Linked DNA regions of Homo sapiens: region 2 is linked to region 1. Evidence: chromatin loops called from intact Hi-C (ENCODE). Cell type or tissue: IMR-90. All regions are shown on one strand.

Region 1 (2,500 bases):
TCACTGTGTTAGCCAGGATGGTCTCGATCTCCTGACCTCATGATCCGCCTGCCTCAGCCTCCCAAAGTGCTGGGATTACAGGCGTGAGCCACTGCGCCCGGCCCCTGTTTTTCTTCTTAATGCGTATCAGATCCAATCTATCATTAGAGATGCTGGAAAACATCAAAAGGAAACAAACAACAACAACAAAAAAGCAGGGATCAGATGGTGCAGATGTAGCCAAAATGCTATAGACAAGGCAATCTCAAGAAACTCTGGATGCTGTTAATTAAGAAATGAACAGCTGTCCAGACTAAGAATTGGCAAGACTCCTTGGATGAATAAACATAGGTAAGAAGAAAAAGAGCCACCTCATGATCACAAAGAAGGACCAATAACTAGTCTACCCCAAGCAGCTTTGGTGTCTAAATGCAGCCCTGGGCTCAGTCTTAGGGCTCTGGAATGCTCTCGCTTCAGGACCAGGATCTTCGATTAGAAGGTCGGAAGGTTACCAAGGCAACTCCCAGATTATCTTCTAACCTTGGGCCTGCTCCAAGCCCCAGACTCTTAGTCCAGTTTAGTCATATATTATGGACAGATTCCTAGATTGTACTTGACCCCTCTGAATATTGACTATATTCTGACATTTGGTCCAGGGCATTATCAAAAGTCTTAAATGGCCTTATCCTATACCTAGAAGAGTAAATTTCCCATTCACTCATCCTTTATTGTTTTTCATTCATCCGTCATATATTTGTGGAGAGCCTGATGTCCCAGGCACTGTTCTTGGTGCTAGGGATGCAATGATGGTTGAAATGGACAATCCCTGCCTTTGTGGAATTTAGAGGCTAAGAGGAGAAATAGAAGTTAATTAAATCACCTCCTGACCCAAATGTAAATTCATGATGATAATATGTTATTAAACATTTGCTAAAGACCAGGAATTGTGCTAAAATGGATTGCCGAAATGGCACTTAAGCCTCTCCACTGTCCTGGGGAAACTAAGGTTCAGAGGGATGATCCAGCTTTGCCAGCTGGGATTCCAATCCAGTGTCACCTGATGCAAAAAGTCCATACATGTGACTACTTTCTTATATCTCCCTTGGCAAATGATAGATCTCATTTCTTTTCCAGTTTCAGTGAGGTCTAGATTTGGGCTTGGGGAAGTTCTACTTTTTCATGTGGCCTTCAACAAAAAATATTCCAGCACCTAAAATGCGTAATTCTTTGGGGTCGGGCAACTTATTACAGACAAGTTTTAATACTGAGAAGCAACAACAATTTGCTACGTGAAGGATACCTGAAAACCAGATTACTACCTAAGCCAAAGTTAAAACAATGTTCCGCACAGCCATTTCCGAATGTTTTGGATTATTAATACAGCAATGGCGCTCTCTGATGACTGCTGGTGTGTATTACATGTCTCTTGAAGGGAAGAATACATTTTGGATGTTGTGGAGGCCTCCTATTCCACGGTTTGGATAAATAATAAGCCTCCCTTCAGCTTGATCATCTTCACTCCTCATCCCCTTCCCCTTTTATCCCTCATCATTTACTTTGATTGCAGAGGGAAGGTCATGGATACAGAATGCAGCCTTTTGTCAATGTTCAGAGACCCAGCAACCAAGACACAGGTCCCCATGACAGATAGTGAAATTGTCACAGTGTGAACCAAGTGCAGACAATCTCCAGGATCACTTACCTATTTAAGTCATGACAGATTCATCCATCATCTCCTGCTAGAATGCTCCTTCTTTTCTGAAGATTATGGCTACACATAATCCTACCCACGCACTCTGTGATGCTATCCCACAGCTTTAGGAAACAGACAGGAATTTATACATTCTCTTTGAGCTAAGAACTATCGTGCTAAGAGCTGGAGACACAGTGATGAACAAGTCGTGGTCCCCATTCTAAATATTACACCCTATCAGGGGACTCAGGTGGCCAATTTGTCTGTAAATCATTCACTTCCAATTATAATAATTGCTACAAAAAATGAGGCTTTGAGTTTCTGTAGCATGGAGGAAATATCTCATTGGATCTAGGGGTCAGAAGAATTTTCCCTGAGGAAGGAGAGTAAGATGTGGGGTGCCAAAAATGGAGAAGGGACTAGTCAGAGTGATCAAGGGCTTGCAGAAGAAAGAACCTGGGGCTGAGGCAGCCTGAACTGGGCTTCTCCTGGGGTTAAAGGTGAGTGATCAGTGTAGAGTCAACCAGTAGGAACAGACATTAGGTAATCTCAAGGATGGTGAGCTATTAAGAGAGAATGTTTGTCATTAACTGACCCATTGTGAATGATTGAGCTGGTGTTAGAGGATGAGTATAATCCAACACCTGAATGTTTCTTTTGAGGGTTAATTTAAACTCTCTTGGACAGGTGTGGTGGCTCACACCTGTAATCCCAGCACTTTGGGAGGCTGAGGCGGGTAGATCACTTGAGGTCAGGAATTCAAGACCAGCCTGGCCAACATGGTGAAACCCCCATCTCTACTAAAAATACTAAAATTAGCCAGGTATG
Region 2 (2,500 bases), 910 kb after region 1:
TTATGCAATACCCAATCAATGGAATACCATGTAAGTCTTTTTTTTTTTTCTTTTGAGACAGGGTCTCCTCGTTCTGTCGCCCAGGCTGGAGTGCAGTGGTTGCCGTCATGGCTCACTGCGGCCTTGACCTCCTGGGCTCAGGAGATCCTCCCACCTCAGCCTCCTGAGTAGATGGGACTACAGGCGTGAGCCGTTGCACCTGGCTGCAATCTTAAAATTAATGACGAGGACCTACAGCAGCAATCCAGAAAATGCCAATAACTCAGATGAAAGGAACTCTGAGGAGTAGCTGCCCCAGAGCCGCCACTCAGCTGGGGAGGCCTCGGAGTACACAGGAGTGGAGGTGGTGACAGCCCTCCCTGAGGCCCCTGACCACCCCAGCCCACCTGTCAGCCTTCATGGCCTTCCAGCAGCTTCTGGATTTCGCCCCCGCACTGCCCTGTACCACCCGCTAGCCATCCCCATCCTATCCATCTCTCTCTCTCTCTCTCTCTCCTCTTTCTCTCTCTTGCAGACACACCCACTCACATCCACACTCATCCACACTGACACTCACCCACCCACACATTCACACACACATTCACCCTCACACTCTCACACACCTACATTCATACACTAACACTGTTACTCACACCCCCCACACTCACATACACACTTGCAGTCACTTGCATACGCACGAACATTCCCACACCCTCAGCTCACGCACACTCACACATACCGCCACATCCTCATCCCCATGCTCACGCACATTTGCCCTCAGGCACTCACCCCACTCCCAGCCCACACTCCCCTCCCTGTGCAACCTGTCCCCTCTGAGTTCAGCAGGCCTTCATGCCCCACTCCTCTGAGCAGCATCTCCATCCCCTCCTCCGCCTAAAATGGGCTGTCCCCAGGACGCGGTGCCCTGGGTGTCTCAGGTGGAAGAAGTTTCCCCACACTGGGGCCCTGGGAGCTGGAGCGGATGTGCGGATTCTGGGCTCCTTCCTCTCCTTTGGGAGTTGTAGACATCTGGCTGTGCTGCTCTTTCCCAAGTCACTGGTGCCATCTGCCGGCCCCCAGGAGACCTCGTGCCTCTGCCCCGTCCCTGTATTTACAGAAGACTTGAGCTCACTGGGTGGGTGGGGGGATTTTAACCCACATGGGAGTGACCCACCCAAGTCCCCAGGCCTCACAGCTTCACCCCTTCCCCACCTGCAGCCACCTGCTCCTGCCGCTCAGCCACCTGCCCCATCACATCATTCTCCACCATTCTCAGAAGGGGCTTCATTTTTGATGTGTCAAGTCTAGGTCCCAGCTCTCGGCCACCACTTCCCACCCCTCCAGGCCACTTGCTCAGGATTCCTTGATGTCCCATCCCTGGTCCTCGCCCTCCAGCCAACTGGCCTCACCCTCTTCTCACCATCCATCCTGCCTGGCAGCCGTTATTTCCTGCTTTCCCCAGCTCAGGTCCTGGGGTCTGCCACCCATGCCTTTTTGCTTCCTCCCGCCCCCTGCTGTGCCCCCTTTCCTTCCTCTTGCTTGCCTGGCAAAGCCCTGACCCTGGATAAATCCACCCTTTCCCCTCTCCAGGGCACTCTGGAGCAGCTGAGTGTTGCTGGGTAAAATCCCACCTATCACAGTCAGCTTGGCTGCTCTCACAAAATCCCACCAACTCAGGGCTTAAACAGCAGACTGTTATTTCCTACAGCTCTGGAGGCTGGAAGTCCAAGGTCAAGGCGCTGGTGACTTGGTTCCTGGTGAGGGTTCTCTCCCTGGCTTGCAGATGGCCACTTTCTTGCTGTGTCTTCACACCATGTTGGGGAGAGGAGGAGGAGGGAGAGGGAAACGGTGGGGCGGGGGGTGTGGGGGTGGAGAGAGAGAGAGCGAGCTCTCATATCTTTTCTTGTAAAGGCATTAATTCCATCACAAGGGCTCCACCATGACCTAATTGCCTCCCAAAGGCCCCAAGTCCCAGTACCATCACATTGGGAGTTTGGGCTTCAGCATACAAATTTCGGAAGGGAGGAGACAAAAATACCACTGCCAAGCTGACTGAGTTCACTTTTAATTCAGTTTTATGATTCCCAAATGGTCTCTCATTGCCCTGCCCTCCTACCATGGTTCTCTAGAAGGTTTTCTGCTCATTCCTGAGAAGATGGTTTTCCTTTGTCTGTATATTCTCAGAACCCCTTCTTCTCCCCCACTCTCAGCTGAGGCTTCCACTCATTTATCACAGAACAATAGAAGGTCTCCAGGGGCAAGTTGCATATGCCCACCACCAAACCTACCTCCTTCCTGCATCTTCTCTCTGCCTGCCATACAGCAGCAAATGTCCTTCTCCCCACCACAGCCACCACAGCTTTTGGGCCCTGGATCTCCTCCTGCTTTCTTGGAAGCCTTGCTTGTTTGGTTTTCTCTCCCTTCCACATCACCAGTGCCTTCTTCTTTAGGTGATCCTCATCAGCACACATGCTAGAGCAAGGGCCAGCAAACTATATAGTTCATGGGCCAAATCTGGCCC

Evidence for each region. A loop is a pair of places that touch in the nucleus more often than their neighbours do. Peaks named below come from ENCODE experiments on the same cell type or tissue, not always from the same donor. Only the 100,000 strongest peaks of a DNase experiment are listed, where the experiment ranks them.
Region 2: it touches region 1 in a loop (7-fold over the local background); 5 of 110 quality-filtered maps call a loop at or near these places.

Annotation. Positions count from the first base shown.
Region 1 is chr5:173,617,996-173,620,495 of GRCh38, reverse strand. No RefSeq gene overlaps it. Among named protein-coding and RNA genes, the nearest start is that of BOD1, 2.6 kb to the right of the region's middle. In IMR-90, a CTCF peak has its summit at 1,366; no DNase peak of the experiment used is centred here.
Region 2 is chr5:172,705,917-172,708,416 of GRCh38, reverse strand. No RefSeq gene overlaps it. Among named protein-coding and RNA genes, the nearest start is that of MIR5003, 45 kb to the right of the region's middle. In IMR-90, a CTCF peak has its summit at 1,042 (motif pointing left); a DNase peak (open chromatin) is centred at 1,016.